Regions from separate parts of the Homo sapiens genome. Here region 1 is linked to region 2. The links are chromatin loops, found by intact Hi-C in ENCODE. Cell type or tissue: GM12878. All regions are shown on one strand. Links, peaks and the distances in the headings refer to the core of each region. The heading gives the core; the rest is flanking DNA. Region 1 overlaps PIEZO2 (piezo type mechanosensitive ion channel component 2). Region 2 has its middle 36 kb from the start of NAPG.

Region 1 (2,500 bases), core at 1-2,500, 120 kb before region 2:
CCTCAAGTCTAGACCCCATCTTTCACTGTGGGCCCCAACAACCCTTAATACTTCCCACATTGGGGCTTGTTGTCTCTTTTTCTGTCTATTATGAGCTCTGTGATGGCAAGCTCAGTGTCTGTTCATCCATATATGGCCTAGGAATCACTTAATACCCTGAGCCTAGACACACAGTAAATGTTTGTTGAGCAACAACTAAAAAGAGTTGCCTATTTACAAACGCACATATCTCAGTGCCTCCCTATGCTGTCCTGGCTACCTGAAATAGATCCACCCATCCTCTCTTGTCTCTGACTCTCTGGAGCTTAAGCTACTGGTTCTTTCCTGGTTTACCTTCTATCCTACTCTTCTATCCTCATCTATTCATTCCTTCCACATTTTTAGACCCAGAGAGAGAAGAGAAATTCAAGAAGCCAAATATGTAGAGTTTGGGATACGTGAATACTGAGAATAGATGTTGAATCTTATATTCGCTAGATTGCTAGTGATCTTTGCACAATGAGTTTCAAAGGTAGGATGGGTGCTGACACCCAACTGCAGGGACTTAGGAGCTCACTGGAGGCAGCGTCTTGGAGGGATCAAGCCCAACAAGGGCACAGAGAGATAATTAGTTCAAAAGAGAAGCAAGCCCAGAGGATAATTTCAAAATGGGGAGTGTTTGGACCTCTCTGGAGACGATAAGGAAAAGCCAGAAGAAAATAGTAAAAATTCTAATATCAGGAAGTTCTGATGGGGGTCTGGAGATTGTAGAGTCAGAGGCACAAGTGAGCGAGTCAGTTGTGGCAAAGAGCCATCACCATCCTGCAGAAAGGGCAGGAGGAGGAGAGGCCAGTAAGGCGCAATCTCGTGCCCGCAGCCTGCGTTCTCCATAAGATGGGGGAGCTCCTCTGCTGAGAGCATGGGAAGACAAGGCCCTTTAGGTACAAGAGCTGCCAGAAGGCTCGGGAAACTGACAGTGAGACGCCGTTTCACTTGGGCGAACAGGTCACGGTGCTTAGGAAGGGGGTTTCCAAATCACAAAAGCCCCTGAATGATCCCACCCAGTGTGACCATCTGCACGGATGCAAGACCGTGTTTGTTGGAAGAAGCGGCAGCTGCTCTGTTCTTCAGCTCACTGCCTTGGAGCCACCAGGTGACATTTTTCACACTGTCATGAGGTGGTTGCAGCCACCACCCCGCCTCCCAATGAGGGAAGGCTCGTTCTGGCCTATAACTCGAGGCATGCATGCCAACAAAGACTTAAATTACCTTTTTATTTTAAAGAAATAAGAAGCCTCATTTTAATATATCACAGCTACTTAAGTATATACTTCCATCCTATGCTAAACCAATGGCTACTTCAGGATATTAGCCTTTGAAATCATCCATGGCAAAACTTCCTGAGACATTTAGGTAAGTGGGAGGTGATATTGGGGAGTCTGAATGAATCTGGCCCTGGTTAGTACTAGTCTGAAAAGTTACTATTATTGATCCCCTGTCTGGAATGAAGTGGAATAATAAGCTGCTCTTAACAGTAACTCTTCCTGGGTGTGATTCCACATTGAATGTGACAGGCTGCAGGGGCTTTACAAACACACTTTATGAAGCAAGAGCAATAACCTGAAAGGCAAAATGTTGGTCCGAGCACACACAGTGCAGGCCACTCACTCTTATTCTGCTTATACCATGACTTCCATGCACCACTTTCCAGAACATTTCAGGAAGCTGATTGGAAATGCAGTGCAACAGGAACACCAAGCAGGAAGCACAGTGAGGAGCTGAGTTACCAGCGGCTGCCATGAGCCATGATCACGACACCGCACTCTGGTCTGGGTAGCAGAGCAAGAGACTATCTCAGGGCAGCAGAGCAAGACACTATCTCAAAAAATAAAAAAGAAAGAGTTGAATGGCCTAGGAAAGGGGTAACGGAGCAGCGCAGGACAGGAAGGGGACAATGCCTTTGAAAAGGGAGGGGAGGCTGAATGTGGTGGCTCACGCTTGTAATCCCAGCACTTTGGGAGGCCAAGGCAGGTGGATCACTTGAAGTCAGGAGTTCAAGACCAGCTTGGCCAACATGGTGAAACCCTGTCACTACTAAAAATATAAAAAATTAGTCGGGTGTGGTGATGTGTGCCTGTAGTCCCAGCTACTTGAGAGGCTGAGGCATGAGAATCTCTCGAGCCCAGGTGGTGGAAGTTGCAGTGAGCTGAGACTGCACCACCGCACCCCAGCCTGGGCGACAGCAAGACTCCATCAAGAAAAAAAAAAAAAAAAACAGGCCGGGCGCAGTGGTTCACGCTTGTAATCCCAGCACTTTGGGAGGCCGAGGCGGGCAGATCACGAGGCCAGGAGATTGAGACCACCCTGGCTAACATGGTGAAACCCTGTCTCTACTAAAAATACAAAAAATTAGCCAGGCATGGTGGCGGGCACCTGTAGTCCCAGCTACTTGGGAGGCTGAGGCAGGAGAATGGCGTGAACCCAGGAGGTGGAGCTTGCAGTGAGCCAAGATCGCGCCACT
Region 2 (12,645 bases), core at 6,833-9,332:
GATGCTGGCTGTATTGTACAGCACAGTGGAATGAGACAGATGCCATCGAGTGCCCATTAGCGCAGGCTCTGGGAGCTGAGAGAAGAGGGGAGCCTGGGCAGCAGCTGCTGGAGCCTCCCAGGACTGGGCAGCAGAAGACCAAAATCCTAAAGGATAGGAATGTTCTACTTCTTTTTTAAATTAATTAATTTTTTTTTTTTTTTTAGATAGAGTCTTACTTTGTCACCCAAACTGGAGTGCAGTGGTACAATCTTGGCTCGCTGCAACCTCTGCCTCCCAGGTTCAAGCGATTCTCCTGCCTCAGCCTCCTGAGAAGCTGGGACTACAGGCACCTGCCACCACACCCAGCTAATTTTTATGTTTTTGTAGAGATGGGGTTTTGCCATGCTGCCCAGGCTGGCCTTGAACTCCTGGTCTAAAGCAATCTACCCGCCTCAGCCTCCTAAAGTGCTGGGATTACAGGCATGAGCCACCACACCCAGCCAAGGAAAGAAAAGTTCTAACAAGCGAGAGGCACCCTCCCTCCTGCAAGGCTGAGAGTAGTGTGCTCTGATGCCCCAGGGGAGCTGAGTCCCCACTCAGAAAACTTGTCTCTACAGGAGAAGGCTGTGTTCCCTTTTTGCACAGTGGATTTTTTTATTTATTTAATCTATTTATTTATTTATTTATTTTTGAGATGGAGTCTTGCTCTGTCGCCCAGGCTGGAGTGCAATGGCATGATCTTGGCTCACTGCAACCTCTGCCTCTCCCAGGTTCATGCAATTATCCTGCCTCAGCCTCCCAAGTAGCTGGGACTACAGGCGCCTGCCACCACGCCCGGCTATTTTTTGTATTTTTAACAGAGACGGGGTTTCGCCATGCTGGCAGGGCTGGTCTCAAACTCCTGACCTCAGGTGATCTGCCCCACCTTAGCCTCCCAAAGTACTGGGATTACAGGTGTGAGCCACTGCATCCGGCCTAGTGCAATGGATTTTAGAGCAGACTTGATGTAGCCATCAACGTTGTGAAAACTGGCTTGAGGCCTAATGCCTATTTCCATTTTCCCATAGCAAGGTTTATGGGTGCAGGAAATGTGTATGAGACCTAAGATAATGAATTTTTATACCTGTGAAAGTGGAGAAAATATAAATTTAAAACAACCTGCAGGCAGAGGTAATTAAGTAATTTTTCATAAATACTGAGTCTTCCATTCTTTAGAGACCTTGAAGTGCACCTGGTCCCAGCCCCCTCATCACAGAAAAGTGAAATGCAGAGGGGCTGAAAACCCTGCTTATGTCACAGCAGGGCCCACTGGGTCCTCATGCCTGACCCCCAGGCCATCACTTTCCTGTCATGCCAGGAGAAGTCCCTGCATGTCAAGTAATTGCTTTCAGAGATTAACCAGAGGAGAAGGTGTAAACCTGGCATCTACTTTACCCCTATATGAAACAGCTTTAGGGATGACATGTAAGCCAGAGCTCCACAGTTAAACAGCATGGCAGCTGAATCCTCACAAGGACCTTTTTGGAAAAAAAAAAAAAAAAAAAAGGTAGTGGCCAGGCACAGTGGTTTATGCTTTTAATCCTAGCACTTTGGGAGGCCGAGGCAGGAAGACTGGTTGAGGCCAGTTCACGAACAGCCTAGGTAACAGAGTGACACTTCATCTCTACAAACATTTTTTTTTTTAAATTAGCCAGGCATGGGGGTGCACACCTGTAGTCCCAGTTACTTGGGAGGCTGAGGCAGGAACATTGTTTGAGCCCAGGAGGTGGAGGCTGCAGTAAGCCATGATCAGTGATCAGGCCACTGCATTCCAGTCTGGGGAACAGAGCAAGACACGGTCTCAAAAAAAAAAAAAAAAAAGAAAGAAAAGAAAAGAAAAAGAAGAAAGAAAGAAACCTCTCAGCCCAGGCAAACAAACCAAGATGCAAGATGGCTGGTCACCCTAACTCTTCAGAGAATTCCCACAGTATTTGTGGTTTTCCCCTCGCTTTCTTTTCCTATGTCTGGTGGATTGGTAAACTCTTTCTCAATGATATATTAGATTAAATATGTAAATCCAATGAAAACCTATGAGAACAGTTGCAAATTACCCCACCTCCTGGATCAAAGTACAATTGGCTAAGTAATGGAAATTGTAATGGTGATGAGCCTTCAATCTTTACCCAGGAAAGTCAATGAAGTTGTGTTTATGCCCTGTCTGAAGGCAGTCCTGCTCTTCCATGACTTACACATGAACAGTGTTCCTGATGTTTTGGGAGTCAGAATATGGATCGAGGTGAGTCAAAGTTAACCAATGAATGAGTAATGAATTGGTTAACAGAAAGATTATTGTACCTTAGTTTCCTCATTTACCAATCAAATGTAGTAACAGTATGTACTTCGTAAGATCCTTACAAAGGTTAAATGAGTTAATACCTGCAAAAGCACTTCGGGGAGTGCCTAGCACATAGGAAGGACTCTAGACGTGTTCCTAAAAAAAAATAAATAAAAACTGCGTGGGACAGTTTTTGTTTTTGTTGTCTTTCTGATGCAGCTAGGAGCTATGTATGCATGTGCTTATACACAGTCACACACAAACTCATGTGAAGAACATGCGCACAGGAGTGAATATGAGAAGATTTGAAAATATATTTGAACCTCACTTTAATGTAAGGCCAAGATTTAAACCAAAGACAAATGAAGTTGACTCTTTTCTTCATGAACAATTTCTTTAAAGGGTGAAACTCCCTCATTTACAGAACTTTTGGCTCACACATAGCTGTGTTCACACCACTTTCAGCCAGCTGTCCAGACCGCGGGAAGCGGGACGCGTGGGCAGCCTTGCTTCTGAGCTTCCACCTCCACTGCTTGCCTGAGAACATCAGGGAATCTGCCTACTTCCCTTTGTTCAGCCAGTAGCAGATGTCTGAGCTCACTTTATTAGAAGGAGTTTGCTGGGTCACAAGGGGTTAGAACTTGGGAGGGGAGTTAATACAAGCACCTGAAACAAGCACAGTCCAGACAAAAGTGACAGGCAGATGGGTCCCTGTTTCTGGGGGTCGCGGTGGTTAAAATGACAGAGAGATGGGCCCCTGTTTCCAGGGGTCATGGTGGTTAAAGTGACAGGCAGATGGGTCCCTGTTTCCAGTGGTCACAGTGGGCTTGGCACCCAGTGAGCGGGGTGGAATGAACTGGAGATGACATGGCAGGAGGGGCTGGAAGGGGCACTCGAACCTGACCTTTCCAGTGGGAGGGCTGGGGTGTGTGGACATGAGGGGCGGGGCAGAGGGAGCCAGGCGGACGCACAGCTAGGGTGCTGTGGGGCCAAAGGCAGGGAGTGGTTTGAGAAAAGCACATGGAGTAATGTAAAGAGATGAGACAGCGGGCACCGGCATGAGAGCCCAGACTCAGGGCCTCCTCACCGACAGCCACATCCTCCTGGCCACAAGGCTGGATTTCAGCAGGGTGTCTTGTTCCAAAAAAAAAAAAAAACCAAAAAAAAAGTGTATTGATGTGCTCAATTCCTATCAGTCAAGCCTATGGTAACCATGATAAAAATGATATTTTCACAATGACAGAGATGGTGACAACAATCAAGACTTGATCATTGGGACAAGGAAGGATTGGAAGAACCAAACACAACATGAAGGGAATTAAGTAGGAGGTAGAGGAATGGGAGGAGGGAGTTGGGTTCATGGAGCTTCACGTCAACGAGATAATAAACAACTGGGTGGGGCTGAAATTTTAGAAGAGTCATGGCTGAAGATAGGGATTGAAAAAGCACCAACCCAGAGTTGAAAAATTAAAGCCATGAAAAACTGGGGCTAAAAGCAGGTGTAGGGAGAAACAGAGCCTGGGAGCTAGGGTCCCTTGAAAGGCAGGTGGGTCAGGGCCCCTGGAACTGAGGTCCAGGTCTCTGATGACCATCAAGTCAATGCCAGTCCCTCCAGCCCCCAGACTATAGCCCCTGATGGTGAACTATGAACATCTTGTATCCCACTTCCCATCCAAGCCCTGGGGTGCATCCTGGGGGCCGATGACAGTGTCAGGCATCCCTGTGCTTGCCATGGGCCAGCACCCCTGGGTGGGTGGAGATGGGCTGAGAGCCAGGCTGCTGTGGAGAAAACACCTGAAAGAAGGTGTCTCCCCATCCCCCTTCAGTGCTGCCCCCAAGACCTGAGCCGTCTGTGTTGTGGTCATCCCCAAAGTAGGTGAAGGGAGGATAGAGTTTCCCAGGTAAGATGGAGCCTGTGAGAACCCAGGGACCCTGTACCCTGGCCTGGCGTGACTCAGGAGGCGGATCTGGTGCAGAGGCTGAAATTCAAGAATCATCAGAAAAATTACCCACAGGAAGTACTGTGTCCACAAAGAGAGAAAAGAGAGAAAGGGGGAGCCCCAACCCCTATTTAAAAAGTCTGGAAGAGGAGAAGGGGCCCCCAAAAAAGGGATGAGGTGAGCCAGGATGGGACCGATACCTTTGGGAGGGTGAGCAGACGCCCCCTGTTCTGCTCTGCTCTGCGAGCCCTGCCCTGATAGATCCTGTGTCTACGCTAAGTACATGCCAGCTGGTCCTCACACGAGAGCACAGGTCTTCCTTCCTGGCGGTGGAAATGCAATCACGGCCTGAGGCCAAGAGCCAGGGCCCAGGGCAGGGCACACCACACATAGACGCTTGGACCAAGCATAGAAAAGGGGTGGATTTCACCCTCAGGGATGCTGAGCTGAGCCCAGCGAGGACATGGCATTTTCTGGGCTGAGGACAGGTCTGCTGAGTCAGAGGCAATGCAGTCAGACTTCAGATTTGTACTCTTGCCACCGTCACCTGGGATAAATGCCAGCCGTTTCACCTTCATTGGTTCCTTTGAGAGACCAGATGTTTTCCTTTGGAAATTCGGAATTTGAAACATAAAACTGAAAGAGCAGTGCCAGCCTGTCCATAAACCGGTTCCCTGCCGTCCAGAAGCTGCCAAGCCACCACCCAGCCTCAGCCTGGCAAATGGACTTGACCACGTCAGGGTTGTTGGGTTCACCTTCTACATCCTTCCCAGAAAGGCCCTTCTAAAGTGACTTCCCAAACGTGTGCCAGGCATCATTCTAAGTGGCTTGCATATGTTTCCTCATTCAATTCTCCAACAACTCAGCTGTGAGGACTCCAAAGAACCCCATGTAAAGGTGGAGAAACAGAGGCCCAGAGAGGGAAAGTCACTTGCCCAAGGTCATGTGGCCCGGGGCACTGGCATTGACCCCTGCAGGGCGCCTCCAGAGTCCTCTCCGGTAACCACTGGACTACGCTGCCTGTCAAGGGTGGATCAGCTCATTTGGGGTCCTTAAGCTCCTTGAAGCGTAAATCGTGTTCTATTCTCTTCCGTCTTAGCACATCCTGACAACCATGCTAAGCAGGAACGATCACCGAAGAGGAATGATCACCAAAGAGGAAGCTAGTGTAGAGGGGTTTATGGGTTTTCTGATATCACACCTGGAATTGGAATCCTTGTCTATTAATTCCAAGTCCTGGGCCTTAACAACAGCAACAGAAGTAGACTTTTACCCTAGGTCTAGGGAGCAGAACTACAGCATGTGGCTGGAAGAAGCCCCTGGCAGCAAACGCCACCCTGGATCACACTTGATAGAGAAAAACACCAGGGACTTAGAAGCAAAAGATTTCATTGTGAATTTCTACTCCACCAACTCAATGATTTAGGGTAAATTTCTTAAATTTGTGGAAATGATCCTACCCTGATAATGGTCTTCCTATTGCCCAGGGTTGTTAGGCATTGAAAACTAACGATGCCCTCTGTAAACTGTAAAGTGCTGTGTGGCTGCCAGTGCAGTTGTGGTTGCCAATGATAATAAGATATCTTTTCTCACTAGCGCTATGAGGGTTATGAAATGGCTATTTCTCACCATGGTAAAAATTCCTTCTCTCGGGCAGGCAAGAGCTCAGTGCTGCTGTGCAGCAGAAGCTTGAACTCAGAAAACCTTCACATCACTGCCTTTGAGGTGTGGGGTGGACAACCTGCGGGTAGTATATCATGGTTGTGTATTCCTGGGATTTCGTCCACAGAGTGTGAGTGGATGTTTTCTGAGAGGTCACTACAGTCCAGTGTGTTACAGACGTGCTGAGTCAAACAATATTCAAGGGCTTTCTTGTCTATAGCACTTCTCAAAACCTTTAATAGGCTGTGGCATGTAGTTCCAGAAAATATTACATAGAGTTTCTTAAACATTTTCAGCTGGGTTTTTTTTTTTTTTTTGGAATTTTTTTCAAGGAGCATCTCTTCAGAATAACCATCTGTGACTCACTCTGAGAAATGCCGCATGCTGGAAAGAGTTAAGAAACAAACAGTTGAGATGAAAAAAGTACTGGGTGGGCCCTCGATTCTTCAGAAGGCTCATACCTTCACCTGTGGAGCTTCTAGTGCAAATCCATCTCCCCCTCTCGCTCTTTCTCTGTGCACTAATCGCTTACATATCATTGTTACTGGGAGCAGCAAAGCCTGTCTGGGCAGGGTGGTGGATATCCTGAAGGCAACTCCCACAGTGTTTTACTGAGGAACCTTCATGCCTCCCTGCTTCCAAGCACTTACTGCCTAACGATCTCTGTGTAACTCAGAGGAGGGTAGGGTAGGGCAGGGGGTATTTTTCTTTTTCTTTTTTTTTTTAAGACGGAGTCTGGCTCTGTCACCCAGGCTGGAATGCAGTGGCGTGACCTCAGCTCACTGCAAGTTCCGCCTCCCGGGTTCACACCATTCTCCTGCCTCAGCCTCCTGAGTAGCTGGGACTACAGGTGCCCGCCACTATGCCTGGCTAATTTTTTCGTATTTTTAGTAGAGACGGGGTTTCACTGTGTTAGCCAGGATGGTCTCGATCTTCTGACCTCTTGATCTGCCCGCCTCGGCCTCCCAAAGTGCTGGGATTACAGGTGTGAGCCACCGCGCCCGGCCAGTAGCGGGTATTCCTATCAGAAACTTTTGAATGTCTCTGGGAAGCTAAACTAGGAAAACCTTCCTCTACTCCAATAATCTAGTTGGAAAGGGAAAAAAGAGCCAAGGACTTTGTCTTTCGGTGACATTGTGAACTTTCAAGGAGGAGAGAATAAATCCAGTCAGTCAGACAAAAAAGATGACAGGTTGCTTGGGGGCCCAGACAATACACACCCTGATGTAGCCTGTGTAGGATTCCAGGACTCAGAGAGAGGCAGACAAATGAGGGGTGACCGGTAAGAGCTGCTTCCAGAGCTTCAGAGCAGACCTCCATCCTACATGACCTGTGGGGGGAAGGGGTCCTCTGAGTGCTGTGGCTGCTAAATTGCCAGGGTTGGTTTGTCAGACACTCCTGCACTGGGTCCTCTAATGCAGGGTTCTGTGGCTTGGGGCTAAAACAGTGCTTAGATGTGCCTCAAAAGAATATTCCAGACCAGGGCTATCCAATAGAACTTTCTGCAGTGATAGAGATGCCTTCTGTGTATGTGTGCACTGTCCAAAATGGTAGCCAGTAGCCACATGGCGCTATGGAGCATTTGAAATATGGCTAGTGTGACCAAAGAAGGGAACTGTATTTTATTTTTCATTTTAATTAACTGAAATCCTAACAGCTGGCTATCCCATAGGACAGCGCAGATCTATGATGGTGTGTGCAGACATTTCCTAAGTGTTTACGGCAGAGGGGTGAAAAAGAGGGATCTTGCATTTTCAAATCTGTCTGTGGTTCCCAGGAGGGGACAATACCCCAACCCAGGGTGCAGCCCCTGCACACGTGTGAGGACATTTTTGGCTTATCATGGTTCTTGAGGGATGCCATGAGTATTTCCTGAGTAGGGCCAGGGATGCTCAATGATGGGCAGTGAAAGAACAGACCACACAGAGAACCGCCCTAGAGAAGCAGTGCCCAGGACAGAGCCTCAGCCACACTCAGAACAGCTGTTATCCACCATGTCATTTTGTCACGGCTCAGGGCCAGGAAAGGGACAAGGGGTGAATAGAATAAGCATTTGCACGCCGAGTGTCTGTGTACATGCATGTGTACTTCAAAGAACACACCCTGGCTGCAAGTTTTCATCTGATCGGTAAGCGCAAATCCTATGCACCAATTCTATAATTTATCCTCACTCTCTGTCGGTAGGGTAGTAGGCTTGGGATTGGTCCGCGTAAAGTCTTGGTCGCAGTGGGCCCTGGTGCTTTAGTCAGGACCAGCTTTCTCCCTGCTCTGGAATCTGTAAGCTTGCTCTGCGCCACCTGGTGGTTAGAAAAATTCTGACCCTGGACTCTCCTTGATAAACCTGAATTGTTTCTTATGCCAAAAACAGAGGGAAGGCGGGGAATAAATTGCAAATAAACGTGTTCGTTCCATTCCAAAAACGTTTGCTAGTGGAAGGCAGCATGAGGTGGTTATAAGCTCCGATGCCAGGGAAGCGCTCTGGAGAAGACCCTGACAACGAGAGGGCCTCACCGCCCCGAGAGCTCACCAGGCACAAGCACCTCCCAGGGGACGCCCCGGCTAAGCTCCCTCCCAGGAAAGCCCCCTCAAGGCTTCGGGACAGACCTAACTGGGTTCCACCATCTTCCCTCCCTCCCTGCCCGTTTCTCACGTGGGCTGCTGGCTTCCCTCCATCTCACCTTCCCTCACTCTCTGTTTCCCTTCTGTTCTGTGATCTACTCATGTCGCACCCCTTGTGGCTGCTTCTCCACAGACTTGCAATGTGCCCTCTCTGCCCTGTTTCCTTCATTCCGTCTGTAAGCAGGGGGCTCATGGCTGCTGCTGGACACACAGCCTAGGCTGGGGAGGGGCAGGGTGAGGGGGCATTTCAAGAGGGCAACATGGACAGCCTGTGGCGTCGTCACCAAGCCAAACATGCCCTGTACTTTAGAGAGCAAGGGCTGAACAAGGAAGCCTGTGGACACAGGCACGCCAGGTCACAGCTGCTCAGAGGCGAGTCAGAGATGTCTGGATGAACTTGGGCTCTAACTTCAGCAGCCTTTCCTATGCACTCTTATGGGGTCTCAGGGTTTGCTACTGCAGCCTGAGAACATCCTGGGCTTCCTTAAGCCTCCCCCTGCTCCCCACAATGGTGTCCTCCCCTCACTCCCAGGGGGAATCTCTGAGCTTAATAATTCAAGCACGCTCAACTGTGACAAGGGACCCGTGTCAGCATAGGAAATGTTATCTGCCTCTGTTGATTCCTCAGTAAAGAACCTCAAAGGCCTCAGCAAATGACTGCGTGGCCTGTGAGAACCCTTGCCACCCTCCCAGGGTGGACCTTGGATCTAAGATCCTCACAGCCCATGGCAAACTCCTCCAGGATGGAATAAAAGCCAGGGTCAGGGGTGCAAGGGGCTCCCAGGTGCACATCTAGACATGAAAGCTGCATGCCAGAGGGGGCCATTCATGCCTCACCTGAAGCCCCTGACACCTGGCTTCCACATGCTGAAGTCTGGCTCAGACACCTTGTGCTGGAGTCCCGGTAGCTCCACAGGCAGGTGGCCAGTGCAAATGTACAAGGCCCACACTCTGAAGGCCCTGCACGTGGGGATGTCTTGAAGTTCTCAACAACTATCTTAGAATTTATGTTTTGTAAGCTAAGTCTGATGGGACAGTGGAGGCTGCATCCTCCTGCAGGGTCCATCCAATAATGGGCCATTGGCAGCCCACTCCCCGACCCTGCCCAGAAAGTGCAGCTGCACTCCCCATCAGAGATGGGCACAGGGAGGGTTGGGCTGGATGCACACCTTGTGCCACGTCACAAGGCATGGGTCCACACACCCACGCAGGTCTGTTCCTGAAGCAAGACATGGAATAGCAAACGAAAAACACCATGGCAGGTCAACAGAGTGACTGCAGAGGGAGGTCTCTGCATTTCCTGCATGTTCATTTTGCACTGGGCCCTGCAAATCATGTAGCCAGCCTGGCTGTAGAGCACCCCCTAACTCCAGGGTCACTGCCGGCTGGAGTCACCCGGACCAGGATGGATTACCAGCAGCTTCTGGAAACTTTTGGCACCCCTACCATTCTAGCTCACTTGGGGAACATGTACGTGCATGTCCTGGACCAGGTGGCTGTGCAGCTCAGAGATGTCAGGGAACTCCCTCCAGATGCCTGGGCCACGCTGATTTCCACTTGTCAAGTAACTTCTGTCATCCTGTCCCTATTCTCACTGGAATTTCTGGTGACCATCAGAGCAATCTGTGCCTGTGAATTTTCTGTCTCTCCTGTAGCTGTCTACAAGGCACATGGAGGAGGTAAGGAGCTGAGAGGATGGGGACAGAGCCAGGGTCTGGTGGCCAGTGAGTCCCTGTGGGCCAGAGGTCACAGCTTGCCACTCTGTCCATATGGAGACTCTCAGCCCATGCTCACCGCAAGAACAAGGACTGAGGTGTGAGGAGCCTCATGTGTCTCAGTGGGACTATGCTAACACCTTTGCCCCACTCACTTCCTCTTCTTGTACTGTCCACTCTCTTCTCTGATAATAGGGATACATTAACTCACTCTTTTTGTCAAGAGAATCAATCAGTTAGGATCATAGCATTACATTATTTAAGATGATGCTCAGCTCTGAAAATAGGAATGGTGGTGGGGGCGCACTCAGTCCTTCAGTACTAACAAGTGCTCTTTCATCATAAACCAAAACTTTGTTGGTGTCACTTCTAATTTCATCCTATCATTTAGGTCAATGATAGAAACATACAAGCACTCAGAAAAAAAGGCCAGGTGCTTGGAAAATTCTGGTCTTTCTCCTGTATAGATCCTGGAAGAGAGGCATTCGGGCTGGCTAGGGGATTTGCTTCCCATTCTGGAGAATGAAGCCTCCAGAGACATGAACAAGAGAATGAGATGTTCCAAATAGGTTTGTTCTCAATTATCTATGACCAAAAGCATCCCAAAGACTGACAGGGTCACAATGCTAGGGCGCAAGACCGTCCTTCACTTATGGGCCTGAATCATAGGTGCAATGGTGGTTTTGTGGTCCTTCAGCTAAGGACACTTGACTTTGTTATTGCAGAACTAAGCACATATCATTGTTTTATTTAGGACTGAACCTAAATCACACTTAAAAAATGAAACATGAGTTCAATTTTTAACACAACCCTTTCAAAGATAGGATCCAACAAGCAGTCTATGTGATAAGCCACTGAAGTGCTGACTGTCCCCGTCAAGGTCTTCGGTGCAAATCATGTAAGGTGTAGATTGTTCCACTTCTTGAACTGTAAAGCCCAACCTCTAGAAAGGGCTACGGAAGTACTTTCAGTAAAGAGGAGAAGCAAGATTTCTGTGTATAGGTTCAAATATTTGAACAGGGCCGTTCAGACCAATTTTGTTTCTAATTTCTTCTTTCCCAATCACTGCCCACCTCACGTATCATTCCTGTGAAATCACTGCCAAATCTCATCTTAGCTTCAGGCAATAAAAGCTTTTGGTTTGGCTCTGAGATTTGGAAAAGGTGGCACCCAAGAATCATGGAAGAGATCCATGCTGGGCCCTGAGAGGCAGGTAGCTGAAAGCATTTCCATGTGCTTACGTATTTCTCAAAGCACATGTTGAAATCCTGAATGTGCCTTGGCCTACTATCTAGTAGGGTATGTTCAGTCTCTAAAGTAGGCATGGAGGGCTGGGGAAAACAAAGAATCCCGTAAGTTAAATAAAATTCTTCATGAACTGAGTAGCATGGCGTCTATTTGTTTTTAAAAGTGTTGGGTAAGTATTGGTGAGTAGAAATGAGTGGGAACCACATTACTAAAGGCCTGCCAATTTCAATCAAAACAGAATAGCATTTGCTGAGTGCTTTTGCTCATGTAGTTATTAACAGTTATTGAAAGTGTAATATGTGCCAAGCACTGTTCTAGGAAGAGGGAGAAAGGGTGCCATGGCTCTCGTGGAGCACATTTTAATGGGGGAGACACACAACGAAAACATCAACACACAGCACAACTTCCAGAGCCGGGGAGTGCTATAAAGTCAAATCAAACAAGAGCAAGAGCAATCTGGGGTGGAGGGAGGCGATTACAGGTAGAGTAGCTGAGGACAGTCTTGATGTTTATCGTATACTTTTTTTTTTGGTGAGACAGACTCTTGCACCGTCGCCCGGGCTAGAGGGCAATGGCACGGTCTTGGTTCACTGCAACCTCCACCTCCTGGTTCAAGCGATTCTCCTACCTCAGCCTCCCAAGTAGCTGGGATTACAGGCACCTGCCACCACGCCTGGCTAATTTTTTGTATTTTTAGTAGAGATGGGGTTTCATTATGTTGGCCAGGCTGGTCTTGAACTCCTGACCTCGTGATCCGCCCACCTCAGCCTCCGAAAGTGCTGGGATTACAGGCGTGAGCCACCACACCTGGCCATTGTGTACTGTTTTTCAATCGCTCTTTACAAGAGCTTTGCACCTGTGAACTCTAACCCCACAACTGCCCTGTCAGCAGGTACCGTTGTCCCCAGGTTATCCGGTGAGGAAGCTAGGGCATAGCAGATGTCAGCCTCGAGGCAACATCCCCGAGTGGGGAAGGACCCAGACAAAAATCTGCAAAACGGCCTCTAGGCAGGGACCTAGACAGGCAGATCCTGTGGCCAACTGGGGAGTGCCCAGGCATGGGGACAGGATAGCTCCTCACAGACTGTCCTCAGCCACCATCAGGCCATGTTGAAAACCAAATGAAGTCTGCTAAAATGACTTAGGCTTTAGTCTGAAATGCATT

What was found. Peaks named below come from ENCODE experiments on the same cell type or tissue, not always from the same donor. Only the 100,000 strongest peaks of a DNase experiment are listed, where the experiment ranks them.
Region 1: a loop joins it to region 2, with 2.7 times the contacts of the local background. A loop is called at or near these places in 8 of 110 quality-filtered maps.

The regions. Positions count from the first base shown.
Region 1 is chr18:10,684,221-10,686,720 of GRCh38, reverse strand. All of the region lies in intron 49 of PIEZO2 (piezo type mechanosensitive ion channel component 2), which reads left to right. Among named protein-coding and RNA genes, the nearest start is that of LINC01887, 59 kb to the right of the region's middle. RefSeq lists an enhancer at 885-954. In GM12878, for the core only: no CTCF peak of the experiment used is centred there; a DNase peak (open chromatin) is centred at 1,010; H3K27ac peaks cover 1,753 bases.
Region 2 is chr18:10,556,188-10,568,832 of GRCh38, reverse strand. No RefSeq gene overlaps it. Among named protein-coding and RNA genes, the nearest start is that of NAPG, 36 kb to the right of the region's middle. RefSeq lists a silencer at 8,047-8,341 and enhancers at 7,917-8,419, 8,772-8,831. In GM12878, for the core only: a CTCF peak has its summit at 8,199 (motif pointing left); DNase peaks (open chromatin) are centred at 8,192 and 8,462; H3K4me3 peaks cover 607 bases; H3K27ac peaks cover 800 bases.